3 separate regions of the Homo sapiens genome follow, and regions 2 and 3 are each linked to region 1. A link is a loop called in an ENCODE intact Hi-C map of the cell type or tissue named here. Cell type or tissue: GM12878. All regions are shown on one strand. Each heading gives the region's core, and the rest is flanking DNA. Links, peaks and the distances in the headings are about the cores only.

The links. Hi-C counts contacts between places; a loop is a spot of excess contacts. Peaks named below come from ENCODE experiments on the same cell type or tissue, not always from the same donor. Only the 100,000 strongest peaks of a DNase experiment are listed, where the experiment ranks them.
Region 2: a loop joins it to region 1, with 2.8 times the contacts of the local background. A loop is called at or near these places in 10 of 110 quality-filtered maps.
Region 3: it touches region 1 in a loop (2.2-fold over the local background); 10 of 110 quality-filtered maps call a loop at or near these places.

Annotation. Positions count from the first base shown.
Region 1 is chr3:171,185,719-171,191,372 of GRCh38, forward strand. It overlaps TNIK (TRAF2 and NCK interacting kinase), which reads right to left. Exons shown (of 33, transcript NM_015028.4): 6 at 4,979-5,069; 7 at 2,984-3,114. Among named protein-coding and RNA genes, the nearest start is that of MIR569, 82 kb to the left of the region's middle. RefSeq lists enhancers at 1,035-1,562, 3,972-4,021. In GM12878, for the core only: a CTCF peak has its summit at 2,175; a DNase peak (open chromatin) is centred at 2,155; H3K27ac peaks cover 409 bases.
Region 2 is chr3:171,830,800-171,836,453 of GRCh38, forward strand. No RefSeq gene overlaps it. Among named protein-coding and RNA genes, the nearest start is that of TMEM212, 9.7 kb to the right of the region's middle. In GM12878, for the core only: a CTCF peak has its summit at 3,583; no DNase peak of the experiment used is centred there.
Region 3 is chr3:171,254,158-171,259,811 of GRCh38, forward strand. The region is part of intron 2 of TNIK (TRAF2 and NCK interacting kinase); the gene reads right to left. Among named protein-coding and RNA genes, the nearest start is that of MIR569, 150 kb to the left of the region's middle. RefSeq lists enhancers at 1,631-1,680, 2,822-2,871. In GM12878, for the core only: no CTCF peak of the experiment used is centred there; a DNase peak (open chromatin) is centred at 3,254; H3K4me3 peaks cover 610 bases; H3K27ac peaks cover 2,500 bases.

The DNA of each region.
Region 1 (5,654 bases), core at 1,158-3,657:
TTTAGGTTTTGTAAAAAGTTATAGTGGTCTTTAAAGACATCTTAGACACATCAAAAAATAATTGATAAACAATAAATCAAATAACAAAACTAAGCTATACTCTTTTTCTTTTTCTTCTTGTCTTTATTTTACAGAAAGGACTTTTGTGGTAAGAAATCTAATAAAGTCCGGTGGCCAAGTCATCCTTTATTCTAAATACACACTCTCGGCTGAAAGTGGCTATAGCACATGAGGGCCCAAAGTGTTGACATCAAGCTTCTGGGGCTGGGATACACCACTGGGCCAAGTGGACCACCAAACACACAGTGAAATCCTCGGGCTTTGATGGGGTCTCAAATGAACCTTCTATCAGAAACTGCATGTACAGATACAGCTTGACTAACTCCTTATACACAATGGATAGTCTATAAATATGCACTGAGTGAATGAATAAATGATTTTGAAAGTCAGCATATTGTCAAGTTGTCCCCTGGTGACAGGTTACATTCCTAAGGATACTGAACAGAAAAGGGGATGATATATGGTGCCAAGAAAGAAGTAGTAAGGTTATTTAAAGATCAGCATCTTCTCTGGCCCACAGTAAAACTGTATAAGTGGATTAAATAAATCTGCAAAGAATCCCCAAACCTTCCACTATACCCCAACAGGGTATGGCTTGGTTTTGTTATTTATTATTTACTATTTGATTTGTCTAAGATGTCTTTGAAGACCACTATGAATTTTTTTAAAAACCTAAAATAATTCAATATTATAAAGTCCTCTGTAGAAAAGTCTTCCTTATTCATTCTTTTGTCATCCTCCTCTTTTTACCCATGGCATATAACCAGTGAAGCTCATATCCCTGCCATGACTTTTTCCTCCTCTTGCACAACCTACATTCCTGACAATCCTGTTAAACTAATTTGCACTAAGGTCTAAATGACTGACACCATTGAACCTATTCTATCAGGATTCTTTATTTTTTAAAAAAACACACAGACATTCATCTTCAATCTTTTTAATGTCTCAGGATACTTTTATAGCCAGGTGAGCCTTCCAGTACCTCTGAAATCACTGTGCAGCATGACGACCTCTGTGGCTACTCATACAACAGGATTTGCCCATACCTAGAGTTATGCACTGGTCTCACACCATTTACAGTGATCTTAAACTATACTCCTTAGCCATAATCTGAGGAAAGAGGACCAAAATATCAGTTTAATTCCAAGCTTTGGCTTGGCCAGAAGGAAAGCCTCTTCTAGATACCCTACTGAAAACAAGTCAGTTGTAGGCACCCACTTTATTTACATAACAAAAGTCCCATATATAGTGCAGTCAGTCACAATACTTAAAAGATTAAGCTGAGGTTGTAAGAGCTGCAAACGCTGTTTCCCCATGCTATGTTACATAGTAATCTAGAATATCTGTGGCCCAGATGTAGACTAGTTAGCACTTGTTAGGTATAACTATGGTTTGAAGAATTGCTTGTAGCTAATCATGATACCCATATCTGGCCTGGGATGTATATTTTGTAGTGGCTTCTCTGAAGGGATTTGCAAACAGAATTATTTAAATATGCTTATCATTAGCAGTTTAAAAAAATGACATTTTGGCAGGAGATTAATTTTTAACTTGGCAGCTGTTTTCAGACAGATTGTTGTCAGGTTATTACAGTGACTAACTTTGAAGGAAGGAGGAAATTTATGGGAGATTATTAGGTTTTCAGACCTTCAAGCTTGCAATTCCCAAAAGAGGCAAATTTTCTGTCAACACTGAGATACGGGGCCTCAAAAACGCTGCAATGTTTGCATCTTTGAGACCTGATTTCAATAATAACCCCACATGTCGAGAACTAAAAATATTCCTTAAAAGTGAAATATTCTTCAAATATACTGTTCAATTGATAAATTGGAGATTTATATGGAAGTACATTACAGAGGAGCAAGGTAATATATTGGAAAGGGCTCTGAACAGAAAGTTTGGAGACCTGCATTCAAGTGCTAACTCTGAGAGGATTGCTAACCCGGTGAGCACCTGCAGACCTCGGCCTCAGTTTCTTCATCTGTTAGATAAGAGTATTTACAGAGGATCATTAAAGTGTTTTGGTGAAAAGTCCATGCACCTCTGAAACCAGCCCAAGCAGATCAAGTTTTGCCCAAGTTGTCCTGTAATGTACACAAAGACCACAGGGTGTCTCTCTACCTAATGCACAGCCTGGAAACCCACACACAGTTCCTAGATCCCATTGCCCCTAATTTTATTGCCTTGACTTTCAGTCACCATTCATTAGAAAGCCGTGTCACCTGAAAGTCCAGACAATAAACCTGAGGGGCAATAATGCAAAATTATGTTTGGTTATTGGCTAGCAGAATAGAAAAGAGAAGGGCTTCTTGGAGAAATCTATTTGAACACAGCTTTGAATGTATTAGCAAATTTCTAGTTTATAATATAAAGTAACAAGTCACAAATCAAATTTCTATGAAACATCAGGCCACACGACAGAAATACCATAAAGTAGTCACCAATATTCCATCTGATTCCCTCTCATGAAAAAGAAACCCCAGATAATTATACTTCGAGCATTGTAGAAGTAAGTCAGATTATTCTCAATCAGAAAAAGATGACCCAAGACAACAAACTCACATCTTAGTTTAACGTAAAAAGCTATCAGAATATATACTCTTCCAAAAATCTAAACCATAACCAAAATGGAAATCCAATCTATTTTCCAATAATAAGAAGCAAGAGTAAATTTAAAAAAATATAGAAAATGATTTAAACTTTTTATTTATTTTTTTATTTTTTACAAACAGGCCATCAGATAAGATGGGTGAATTCATTAAAAAGATCCTCACTTGAATGTCTTACAGGTCTTAAACTCAAATAATGTTTTTCAGTTCTCCCTTTGGGTGACATAAATCATAAATATAAGGGCATGTAAGACTTTATAAGACTCAGGATAAGATGGTAGGCATAGTTTTGAAACACGACAAAGAAGCCATACCTTGAAATCATATGTGGCATCTGGGTTTTCATCACAGGCAATAACTTCTGGTGCCATCCAGTAGGGAGTTCCAATGAAAGTATTCCTCCTGCCCACTGTTCGATCAAGCTGAGCACTGACTCCAAAGTCCACTATTTAAGAAAAGACAAGTAAATAAAGTCTGTGATCATAGGTTTTAGATAGCGATAAAATGAATGTGAATTATTTTATTGTGGTAAAACATAAGTAACATAAAGTGTACAATTTTGACCATTTTCAAATGTACATTTCTGGGGCACTAAGCACATCCACACTGTTGTGCAACCTTCACCACTGTCCATCTCCAGAATTTCTCATCTTCCCCAGCTGAAACTTTGTACCTATTAAACAATAGCTCCCAATTCCCCCTTGCCCCAACCCCTGGCAATTATTCTACTTTCCATCTCTATAAATTTGACTATTCTCACTACCTTGTATAAGTGGAATCATACAGTATTTGTCTTTTTGTGACTGGCTTATTTCAGTTAGCATAATATCATCAAGGTTCATCCACGTTGCAGCATGTGTTAGAATTTCCTTCCTTCTCAAGGTTGAATAATATTCCATTGTGTGTATGGACCACATTTTGTTTATCTGTTCACCTGTTGATGGGCACCTGGGTTGCTTCTACCTTTTCTATATTGTGAATATGTTTTTAAACTGCATGAGAAATGGATGAAGTGTACCCATGAGGAAGGCACAAAGAATTACATTTGATTACACCAAGGCTTCACAGGGACCAAAAATAGGTGTTAAAAAAAAGTAAGCTTGGTTGTCAGAAAGGGTAGTATTTTGGGGATACAAGACAAGTGATTAAAAGCAAAAGTCTGAGTCAGACTGCCTAAGTTTGTATCTCATTTCTGCCGCTACTAGTGGTATGACCTAGGGCTAGTAGATCAACCTCTCTGAGCTTCGGTTTCCTAATCTGTAAAATGAGGATGATGACATCTACACAGAGTTGCTCTGATGTTTATGAGAGATAATCTATAGAAAATTGTCTTGTACAGGGCCTGGCATATAATATATACTCAACAAGTAACTGTTAATTAGTGAAGTAAGAATGCTCTCAGGATAGCTTATCTAGTTGATACATATATAACTGCTTAGCCTACATAATGTATACTTTTGTTTTTAAAAGAGAATATTCATGAGGTGAGAAAGTTTGGTCCCAAATGTTAACTAAGAAAAAAAATGGAAGTCATATATTTCAACAAAAAGGAAGAGCAAATGTTTGGGATATAAACATAGAAGATGTTTAAATCTCTTTGAAAATATACAATCATATGGACAGCGATTCTTTTCTAGATGACAAGTTACATATCCTACTGGATATTTGTCAATTCATGCTCTTACTCATATACATCAAGCAGTCAAATGCATGTGGTAATTCTCTATTTGGGCAGTCCCAGATTTGTTGCGGAAAGAGCTCTAACAGATACGCCAAAGAGAAGGATTCTCCCACTGATGGAAGTGGGGGTAATCAGTATGCACCTAAAGTAGAATATTAAGTATCCACTTTGCACGGGAGCCCAAGGTAATAACAAAATCAATGTAAATATAACTTAAACCTATGGGAATATAGCAGGAATTGATTATTCTGAATATGCCTGTGTATATTTTAATGGAAAAAAATTGGGTCCTAGTGCTCTGTTATAGCAGCAACAGTATAAACAAACTGTAAGATATAGGAGGCCATTTCAAAGTTTGTCACTTCTAATCTCTGCTGAAACAAAAAAATCTCAATTATTTCTATATATTGATTAAGCAAGTGGTTCTGTTCCCACATTATATATAATTCATTCCTCAGAATGCCTTGAGAAAATATTTTTTAAAATAGGCAAAGAAACATTTTCCTTTCCATTTTTAGGGCAATGCTCTCCAAATCCACGGTGACAAATTAACATTAATTTTTTTAGAGCTGTTAATATAATCTCATCACTTCCTGCAATTCCAAGGCTCACAGGATTCTGCTCTTACCTAGTTTAACTTCTGCATTTTCAGTCAGCAAGACATTTTGCCCTTTAATATCTCGATGAATCACTTTATGCTGGTGCAGGTGACTCAGCCCCTGGAGTGATGGAGAGTTAAGAAGGGTTAATAGGAACATAAGCCAAGATGCCAATAAATTATTTTGACTGTTAAGGATCCAAAAACTTTACACTCACCCAGACATACTTTTCAGAATTATAATCACATCTTTCATGTGCTCATAGTGCTCTTCTAACTGTAGGCAATTCATCAATATAAATTAAAGTACCCAGGCAGTCCTTGCAATGCATGGTGCTGTGTTTAATGAAATGCTTGCATATTGGATCTGATTATCAGGTATCAGGGAACCACACAAGTAATTATACGGTTCCAACATGAACATGAGTTTCAGTTAATACTACTGTGAAAAGCGAAGTTTAAACAGTTTAAAATAGAACCATCTACACAGTCTCTGTACAGAAAACTAACCTGATTTAACTGAATCCCTGCAGGATATTTGAATTTAAAAGTTAAAATTTACATTCTGTTATCCAATTTCATTGAATGATTGATTGACTGAGACAGAGCCTTACTCTGTCGCCCAGGCTGGAGTGCAATGGCGTGGTCTGGGCTCACTGCAACCTCTGTGTCTTGGATTCAAGCGACTGCCTCAGCCTCCAGAGTA
Region 2 (5,654 bases), core at 2,032-4,531, 650 kb after region 1:
ATACCACTACAGAATAACTCTGGTTAACAATAATAGATTATATATTTTTAAATAGTTAGAAAGAAGATATTGAATGTTCCCAATATAAAGAAATGATGTTTGAGATGATGATTACGCAAATTAACCTGATATGATCACAATAGATTTTACATTTTGAAACACCACTATGTTTCCCATAAAAATGTACAATAATTATATGTCGATTTTTCAAAATGGCATTAAATCTATGTTGTAAATGCTTCTCAGATTTGATCAATGTGTATGTGCTCTTTGAAATGTCTTTAATTAAAAAAAAAAAAAAAGGGCCGGGCGCAGTGGCTCACACCTGTAATCCCAGCACTTTGGGAGGCCGAGGTGGGCAGATCACGAGGTCAGGAGATCAAGACCATCCTGGCCAACATGGTGAAAACCCCCTCTCTACTAAAAATACAAAAAAAAAAAAAATTTAGCCAGGCGTGTTGGCATATGCCTGTAGTCCCAGCTACTCAGGAGGCTGAGACAGGAGAATTACTCGAACCTGGGAGGCAGAGGTTGCAGTGAGCCAAGATCGCGCCACGGCACTCCAGGGCAACAGCGCGAGACTCTGTCTCAAAAAAAAAAAAAAAGAAAGAAAAAGAAAAAGAAAAGATTGTCTTCTCTAGCCCAGAATTAACAAGAAAAACTTAAAAAGTTTTTCTGAGAATTTTTATTATTATTAATACATAAAATGAACTCTTCACAGTGTTTGTGGCTTCATTGGTCATAAGCAAGCATTTATAGTACTTTAATAATGCTAGATTTTAATATGCTTTTTAGAAGCACCTTGTAATCATATGGTCTGCCCTCATTACTATATTTCTTGATTGGTGAATATTGCGTCTGTACGTCAGTGAGCAATCCTCAGTTTTCAGCTCAGGCGAGCTCCGACCCTGTTGTAGGTATTAAAAGCCTTTGAGTTATCATTGGCCTTAAAGTGCATATAGTTGAGTTTTATAATTTTTTTCTAGTTGTTGTTTTTTTCCTATATGGAGGAAAGAGGAACAAAGGTAAATTGTAGGTGGCCTGAAGTGGATGTCTTCTGAGGATCACAACTTGTATTAAACGGGCATAGCCTGACCTTTGTTACACACAACATGGTCCATTTCCATATTTACAAAATGTGTTTTTAGGAAACATAGTATAATAAAATATGAAATGAGGCAAAAGGGTAGGAATTTGGCTTTCATTTTGCTTTTGGTAGGGAGCTTTTGTCTCAATCTTGGAACAAACTGAAAAACAGGAGTAGTACTTTAACTACATATTTAACTACATATTTAAAAGCATATTTTAATGCTGGAAGTAATGATTAAGCAAGAGCAGGACCCAGATTGATTCGCCTCTTTGGAATTACGTGAATGAAATTTGCTTGGAGGATAAAAGGGGATGGAAAAGATTAGTGGATGACACTAGAAAGGTTTTTTTTTTTAATATAACTTCGGTTAATTGAGTATTAGGAAAAACAAAGGGCAAACATTTGATAATTTATGTATGCATGTCTGTGTGTGTGTGTAAATGGTAAGTCTATTTTCACAGCTCTTACTATTTCTTACCCCCTATACACGTGCCCATAGACTTGCCTGTAAATGATCTGTGTAGGTTTCACCAAAGATGGCAGAAATGTCTTCTTCAGTGTGCTTTCTACACTGTTTCTTACCTTCCTGCCTTTCTGTCATTTACTAAACATTTATTTCCAAACTGGGTTCTTTAAAAAATTACTTCCCTCCTCTACTTTATAGGAAACAGACAATTCACTTGTCATATAAGCACCTCTTACACCAAGTTTACAAGAACATGGATTAGAGTTTTGAGCACTTTTGAAAAGTTTACCATTTTTGATACAGAGCATAACAAAAGAAGGGCAAAAGCTGGGCATGGTGGCTCACGCCTGTAATCCCAGCACTTTGGGAGGCCAAGGTGGCCAGATCATCTGAGGCCAGGAGTTCAAGACCAGCCTGGCCAACATGGTGAAACCCCGTCTCTACTAAAAACACAAACATTAGTTGGGTGTGGTGGCACATGCCTGTAATCCCAGCTACTTGGGAGGCTGAGGCAGGAGAATCGGTTGAACCTAAGAGGTGGAAGGTTGCAGTGAGCCGAGATCACGTCACTGCACTCCAGCCTGGGAGATAGAGTGAGACTCTGTCTCAAAAAAAAAGAAGAGCAAAAATAATGGTGGATACTACTTTACATTATCATCGAGGCTCTGAGTGATGGGGAAAGGAGGACCTATATGGCGAAAGAATATACAGTTCACTCTGTTTTCAAATATCTTAAATATCTTAAGTGAATATGGTATAAAAACCACAAAGCATAGTTTTATCCTCAAAGGACATAAAGGAAATAAAATCTTCAGAAAAGAAGGGCTGTGTTTGTGCTGGGGAGAGAGTTGGGAAGAACACGTTGTGAAAAAAAAAAAAAAAAGGAATACTTCAGCCAAGTACTTCGTTCTTTTAGCCTGAGGCCAAAACTATAAAAATTAGAAGAAACCCTCGCTTTAGGACTAGAATGAAGTGTTTATATTATAGATCCTGGTAGCTAATTCTGCAGGAACATTACTCTAAGCTCCATAAGGTGATGAAGATGCTGCCACTCTGGTCTTCAGTCTTCCACTTTTCTTTCCAGTAAAAACTTAGGACTGTTATTAGCATCATTACTTGATCATTATTGTTACAAATAGTTACTAATAAATAACCAAAACTAAAAAACATATTTAGAAGCAATACACTAGACATTGTTTTGTTACATATATTCAGAAGATTTTAAACTCAGCACTAGATGATGCTAACAAAAGTGACTTGTAGAATTTGAACAATTGTGCTGAGCTTATGCCAAATTTATCCAAATTTAATGAACCAAGTAATGATATTGAGGACTCACATGTAATAGGGGAATTTTTTATCCTTTAAAACCTAAAGGTGAAATGAAAATTTGCCCTCTTCCTAAACTATGAGTTTCTTGGGGCATCACTTATTTATCCCAAAAATTTGGTATTACCACTCAAATTTTGAACAACTGAACTAATCTAAATCATGACTCATCTGTCACTAGATGGGGTTAAAGCATTTTCATCCTCTGTTACCATGGGGAGAGAAAGGTTCTGGATGACTATCCTTTCTCCCACTCAGCATGTGTGGGATTATTAAACCCCAAATAGAACACTGCTAAATGTTTTTTCATATTTTGTTTTTCTATAAACAAACTTTATCTGTGGCCTTGTAGCAGTTAGTCAGTTCCAGGAAACGCACAGCTAACAATGTCATTCCCCCTGTATTGCGCATAATATAAAAAGAGTTTAAGTAAATATTTGAATTAGGACAATTTGAAAAATTTAACTTTGGAGTTCCCTAGCATTTATTGACCACTTCTTTTCAGGATAGCTATTTCAGCTGATTAAACATGTCATACCTGTGCCATTTAAATGAAGCTAGTTCAATGTAACATACTATATAGTAGCAGAGTACGATTTTAGAAACTCAGCATTTGCAAAAGGGAACTCAAATTAGAAGGTTAAGCTCCTGTTGGGTATCAAAGAGAAGCTGGTCTATAAATAGCAGTATAGCAACACCTAGTGCTAAACACAGATATAGCAGAAAGATAATCAGTCACAACAGCCTTATTCAATATTAGGTTAATATTGCAATTGGATGACTTTTTTCTTGGTATTTTAACTGGAATTCTTTTGTGAAATGGCAGACTTGGACTGGCTGGTCTCAAAGGTCCTTGCTGGCTCTGCCTGTGATACTCCAGTTGGGTTATTACTCTGTGCCTTTCATTGTCATTGCCCTACATTCTTTTTAGTCTGTAAGATAAAGGGGTCTTGCAGAGGCCTAGCTTTTATCTTTTATGTCAATCTGCGCTGTGTGGATTGTGTGGAAGAAATGGAAGGGCTTACGTACTAGGAAAATGTGATGTGGAAGTCCCACAAACATCCGTTTCTCGTATCGTGCCACTTTAAGAAAAATAAAAACAAAAACAAAGGCAGGATATCTGGGTTGTTGAAAAGAGAAAATAAATTGTGAGCCTTTCGATACAAAACTGATACCCTCAATCTGCCTTCAGTAGGTGATGTTTAGAGTGTGTGACCTGGCTCCTTATGTCATACGGATGCACTTAGTCGTTCAATTTTCCTGTTTTAGAAAAGACCACATTATCGTCATATGAAACTACAATAGAAACATGAGTTTGCATAGCCAAATTTTTCCAAGTTAAAATGTTAATATCAGTATCTTACTTTTCTACACAATTAGGGGAAAGTATTACCTATGCAAAGAGGTCTGCTGAAAGAGAGAAAAGATTTTAATATGTAGAGATATTAATACATAAAACCACAGGCCAAGCAAAAGATCTATTAAATTAGATAGGTCATCATGAACAGCAACTACTTTAAAAGTCAGCAGTGGATTTAAAAGGTGTTTGTCAGAGCTTTTTCCCAGAGGCAGAAGTTCTTGCCGGACTTCAGGCAGTTAGTCTGCGATGTTGCATCTTCCTCTATTTAACGCAGAGTCATGTGTCAATGTGTCGTGTGCTGACATAGCAAGCCCAAAATAATCTCAGCCATGGGTCACTTCAGTGCAGCTCTCCCATGTATCTACATACAACGCATGTAAATTCACAATGCAGTTTCCAGGTGAGCTAACCTGGAAGATCTTCTTTGTATTTCAGTGTGGATTTTCATAAAGAAGAGGGCTGGAGCAGTTTAAGACCAAAATATTAAATATCGCTTGTTTCTGAGGGAAGGCCTGAGAAGCTAGCTTTCACAGCAAACTGGTCTGTATAAACTAGCAATTGTAGCCTTCGTGCAGTGGCTCATGCCTGTAGCCCCAGCACTTTAGGATGCTGACATAGTAGGATCACTGGAAGCCAGGAGTTCAAGACCAGCCTGGGCACATAGCAAGATCCCATCTATACAAAAAATAAAACTCAAAAAAATTAAAACTAAGTAAACTAACAACTGTGATGATAAGCAGTGGTTTCATTCATTCACTCTCATCCATTCATTCATTCATTAGTTCATTGACTCAACAATACTTTCTGTGCATCTACTATAGACCACAGGCATTGTTTTTGGCTCTGGGATACAGTGGTGAATAAAACAAAGTCCTTGCCTTCATGAAGCTGTTATTCTAATTGGGAAGACACACAGTAAAGACATAAGCCAAGAGCTATGAAGAATAAAGTCAGGTGGTAACGAGGCCATGAAGATCCATAAAGCCAGATAAAGGGATGGAGAGGGGGAGATTGGTAAGGGAAAATCTTTGAGCAGAGATGTGGATGAAGTTGAGACAGTGAACCAAATTGTTTGTACCAACCTTAGCTCACTTTGCTTTTCTACATGTGTTGAAATATACAGAAAATTGAGGCTCATGATATTTTTAACATTGCTTAGAAAACACAGAGCCAGGCACAGTGGCTCACGCCTGTAATCTCAGCACTTTGGGAGGCTGAGGCAGGCGGATCATGAGGTCAGGAGTTTGAGACCAGCCTGACCAACATGGTGAAACCCCATCTCTACTAAAAATACAAAAATTAGTCAGGTGTGGTGTTGCGCACCTGTAATCCCAACTACTCGGGAGGATGAGGCGGCAGGATCACCTGAACCTGGGAGGTGGAGGTTGCAGTGAGCCGAGATCACGCCA
Region 3 (5,654 bases), core at 2,032-4,531, 69 kb after region 1:
ACAGAACAAAGACCTTCCATACCTCATTTATATTGATCTTAATGTAGCGTGTCTATTACTAAAGACATTTTACAGAATAAAACCCCAAATAGTCTTAAAAAGATAATTTGATTTTCTTAAGGACCATTCTCCAAATTCTTCGGACCCCAAAGACCACACCACACTCTTCCTCTATCAGGCTGCTACAAGATGAAGGAATGATCAACTAATTTACAGAATTTTAGGCTTTACCTAGAGCAGTGGAGAATGCAGTTTTTAGAGTTTTAATATTTGCTCACCCTTCCCCATATAAAGCAGAGTCTCAAATATAAACCCAGATTTCCTGCCTGCAACTGTAAATTCAGTTTCTGGATATACATCACCAAGATAAACTGTTAGATACAAGCATCACCCAGATGTTTTGTAGTATTCATATTAATAATCCTATAAGCCTCTCTTTGGGGCAGAAAACAATGATCATTACTGATCCAATTTCCATTACTGGATGAAGACTCCCAACTACTAATACAGATACATGTGTCTATCCCTCCCTTTACAGCTAACATATAAGGGCTAAATGGAAATCCTAGTAGTACAGCATTTATCTATCATTTTGCAATAATCTGTGGGCAGATAACACAATAGCGACTCGTTCCTTTAATTCAATTTCATAATCAGAAGTGATATGCAAAATATAAGTACAGAAAAGCTATTTTCAGAAAATATGATCTGATTTTTCACAGTTTTTGAATAAGCAAGATAAACGTTATAATTTGGAGTATGGTAATGGCTTTGGGAATTGTGTTCTGAGAAGTAAAATAAAAAGGGATTTAGCATGTAGATTAATCATATGGCTTTTCCAAAGATTCAAAATTTTGAGAAAGCCATTTTTAACATATCTGAAAATCACTTAGAATTTTCAGTGCCATCCTAGCCTCTTCCTCTAATTTTGGTTCATAACCACATCTTATTTTGCTGGATTGCAATGGACTTTGAGGTTGCAATATGTTTTATCTGATGCTGATTCAATTTAGACAATAAAGGATTGAAGTTCTTGAAAGAAACATCTGGCCAACAAAACCTGATATGAGCAGAGAAACTATTAATCATTACTTTAGGTTATGGAAAATCCCACATTCAAATGAACCAAAAAGATTCTTGAAAATCTATCCCTCTACTCCCCATGAGGAAACAGTAGATTTTTCTAAAGCTCCCTGGGTGACAAATGCTGTCTGGTTACAACCATCTTAGCTAGAGCTAAGATGGTTTCAGAATCAAACTACAAATCATTTTGAAAGTTTCCTGTTTTGCAAACTCCGGATATAAGCTAAAGCGATTTTTCTATTCACTACCTAGACATCACCTGCTCATCAACAGATTTTAAAGCATCTTGCAGAGGCAAATTTCCAAAAAAGGTAGCCTAAGTACTTATCCACTATACCACCTCTTCAAAAGCAGCAGAGAATAAATACAAAGTTGTCTGATTAGTCAGTAAACAAAATGAATTCAAGCTGAGGTGCCTGAACACGGGCAAAGGAATGTTTTGTGCCACAGGCCCAAAAGAACAAAGCTCATTTTGTTGCACATTATCAGGTGTCATGGTTCATATCCTGGAGTGCCTTTAGAGACCCCAGGTGTGGCTGCTGCTCAGTGTTTCAGAAACATTCTTCTGTTTGGAAGGACATTGAAGAGCCGTAAATGCCACAACAGTTTCTCTACTTTCTAGGCCCTCTATGGTTTTGAAATTCATCCCATCTCCTTGGATTTATATTGATTGTGGGTATGGCTTAGTGGTGATGGGGGAAGGGGTCTAGTTCTCCAGGAGGAACTCAAAGGAAGGCAGTTGTATAGAACCACAGAAACATATAGAATTATAGAATAAAGTATTCTGAGCAGCTAATAAGACGACCATTTACTACTTTGCCACACAGAGGGAAAAGAAGGAAAACAGCTCCCAACAAGGAAAAAAAAAATAAGTACCCAATGGTCCTCTTCCCTCTTTTGAGCATGGCTGTTGTTTCGGGGTTTTTCCAAGCCTTGTTTTTTTTCATCAATTATTTTCTTTGATGCCTACTTCACTATGCATGGGAACAGAAAGCAAACTATTAGAAATTTTCACACTGCCAGAAGTTCAACAAATGAGTCTACAATTCCCAAGGCCCAGGGCCTAGAGAAATACCAGCTGAAATTAAAATAAGGAGAAAGAGAATCGATAAAGAGGTTAATTAGCTTATGTGGTACAGTCGAGGGAGGCAGAGCATTTTGCTGGGAAATAGCCAGGATGTCCCAATGGGGAGATGCAATCTTCTTAACCAAACGAGATGCCTGGGGAACTCTTTTCTCCAATACTTCATGAACACTAAAAAACAAAGCCACAGATACAAAGGACAGAGTGCTGGCCATGAAGAATCATGGGGAGCTACTTCATAAACACTTTAGGAAATACTGTTTTGCCCTCCAGCCAATTTCCTCTAAGCTTCAAGGTCAGAAAGAACTTTACAAAGGGTGACTAGCTGAGGAGTCATCCAATTTACTTCCTACTGACCCAAAAGAGAAGCCATTTATTACCACTGGCAGGAATGGATGAATTCTGACCATCCCCATTCTGACTTGGGAGTTTCTTTTTGACTGCAGTAGGGTATTTGAGTTTGAGGCCAGGGATCAAAATAAACTGAATGCTCACTCAGGACAGAAGAGTAACACTGGCCCCCCATGAAGAGAGTCCTCTGCACTTCCCCAGGGGTGAGTGTGTGACTGTATATTTTCAGTTTGGTATAAAAACATCAGGAGCAGAATAACTCACCTGCTGAGAGACAGGTCTACTTCCCTAGGTCTGAACATCCTTTCCATCTTTCTTTAAACTTAAAAAGCACCTATTAAGAACTGTTTACTCTGGTTTTAAAGTGGAACTGACATGACAAGCGGCTGCACAGAAACAGGCCGAGAGAGGAACAATGAAGTCATGAAGGAGGCAGCCCTGGGCCCATTTCATCTCAAAAGAAGACTGCTCACCACTGTATGCTACTCTGCCAAGGTCCTAGAGACTTAGAAGAAGCAAGGAACCATGCTGTAGAACCAGGGCAGGCGGTACTCTAGAACTGGGAATTCATTTTCCACAGGCTTAATGTAAAAAGAGGTTTAAATGATTCCATGTAACTGGCCATCATGGCAGCATGCAAATTTACTTAGCATTACAGGAGTCCAAATTTCAGCTCTAACCCTACCAGACATGTGACCCTGACACTTTAACCACTCTCAGCTTCAGTCACCTCATCTGAGAATAACATCTCCCCATCTCAGATAGGAACTGGGACAGAGTCTTTGTGAAATACAAAGCAGATGTTCATGACATAATAACTATTGCTGTTGCTGTAGACCTTGTTTGATAGTATTTATGCTCATCACAGCACTCTGTCCTTGTGATCTGGCTTCTCAGAATGGAAAACAACATTCTAACGTCAATAAAAGCATGAAGAACATGTCAGGTACTTGAGAACCCATGCCACTTTCAAAGCCTAGCTGGGGTTCCCACCAGCAACAAAGAGCCAAAAGCACTGTCCGCCAAGATCCCCTTCTCTTGGGACATCAACACCCCATTCATCTTTGCCATAAACTAAGCCACACTTGATGTGACTTTCTGGAGAGCAGGCTACTTTTTCATCCCAGCTCAGATTCTGATGGCATTACACTGCCCGTGGGGATGGAATTCCACACATGCGGACAGAGACACAGCTTCTCAAAATCCCTCAATATCAAACTGCTGTTGAGATTCTGATTTCATTGCTGATGAATCTCATTCCTGAGGTACAAGTCACAGAGCCTTTTATGGTTCCTGCATTTGGAGATTGTCCCTAGCCACTACAGACAAACACATCATCTTGTGCTTAGAGACTGGTGCTTTTGTCCCTCATCTTCATTTTTCCACCACAGTGATGATGGATGCCCTGCGATCTCATGAAGAATAATGACAGCAAAATGAAAAGCGTATGTGTCATCTCTGGGAAGACACGTGGGCAGTAAAATATAGCTGTACCAAGGCTTTGTGGCCATAACTCCTAATATCTCTGTGCAATTGGAAATGATTTTTAAAAACCTTTATGATTAATATTTTATCTAGAACTCCTACCACTGTGGAGGAATAGAACAAAGAAAATGCACATCACAAAGGGCCTTCAGCATCAATAAGTAAGAAATCTTTAAAGAGCTACACTATCTCACTAATGATTTCCCTACTGACCTGAATCAACTTTCAGAGAGAAAATGCAAGTAATAAAGGCCTAGGAGATGGGAGGATGACTCATTTGTTTCTTCTTCTAGCTGTTTTCTAATTCCCCTCACCTTTTTCCAATGCCCCATGTCAATCAAAGAAAGGAATGCCAACAGGCTCTCCTCACAACTGCCTGTAGCAACTACATAAGGAACCCACGAGACCAGTAAAGAAAAGCCAAGTCCAGACTCCTCTTGGTCAGGGTCAGCCAAGTTTCAACTTAAAATAGATAAAAAGGAAGCTCTTCCAAGTCAGGCCCAATTTAGGACTTCGCTCCATTTCTTCCAGGGACACCATGCCAGGACCTGCCCTCCTTCTGCCCACTCCACCTGGTTCCCATAATTTTTCTTCCTGTTCACTTGACCCTCTAAGAAACTCTGGAAGTGGGGTTTATCCTATTGGTGAAGTATCAGCTAAGACAATTCAATGATGATAATCTCATTATAATCCCAGTAACCAATTTAATTAATTTACTCCTTGGACTGCTCAGAAGTTCAGTCTCTCTCATGTACACACATAAAATAATCAGACACATGTGCGCGCACACACACGCAAACACGCCACTGAAATTTGACTTCTCCTTACAAATATTCATGGGTCTATCAACCTTGTAGTGTGCTGTAATAATCTACATTTTGTGATTTTCCTGTGCACAGCTTACATCCCACAAAGTCAAGGACAGTGTGTTTTATATAAGAGAGAGAGAGAGCATGCACACGAGAGAGAGAGAGTGTATGTGTGTGTGTATATGGCACATAGTGTGTACTTTATAAATGTTGGGGGAATAAATCTCAAACCTGGACTTTACATTCAGGCAGAGTGTTGACAAAAAGTTGGAAGGACAGACCTAATATTTAAACATAACCTTTAACCAGAAGGCAGCCACATGAATCTTTCAAGAGTCGCCATTAGGAACGCACCCACGGCTGATGGGATAAGACTCAGGTTTTAGGGTTAAGTAAGAGTCAGCAGTTGTCTATTGGCAATTGATAACTATTCCTGAACACTCTGCCTGGTGGCCTAGAAGCTGACCCCTCACAGGAGTCCAGTCAGGACCACTGAAGATATGAGGAGCCTCTAACACTAAGCCCTTGAACAAAGAAGGTGGAAAGGATTCCAGTGCCTTACATTTTGCTTCACCCTCACGTTGGAAAGACCTTAACACTCACAAATGGAAAGAAATAACCCAATAGATTACTATACAAAAAGAGGGAGGAGAAAACAAATTGCCTGGCTAATCTCATGGCCAACGGTAAAGAATTAATAGAAATTAAGGCAAAAAACTGGAAAGTGGTATCCACAACTGAAAAGCACAACCTCTTAATAAGCCAGGCACCCTTTATAATATCATGGAATCATAATTCTGAACTCTGTCATTGTCTGTTTCATTGTCCTTGTCTGTCCCTCA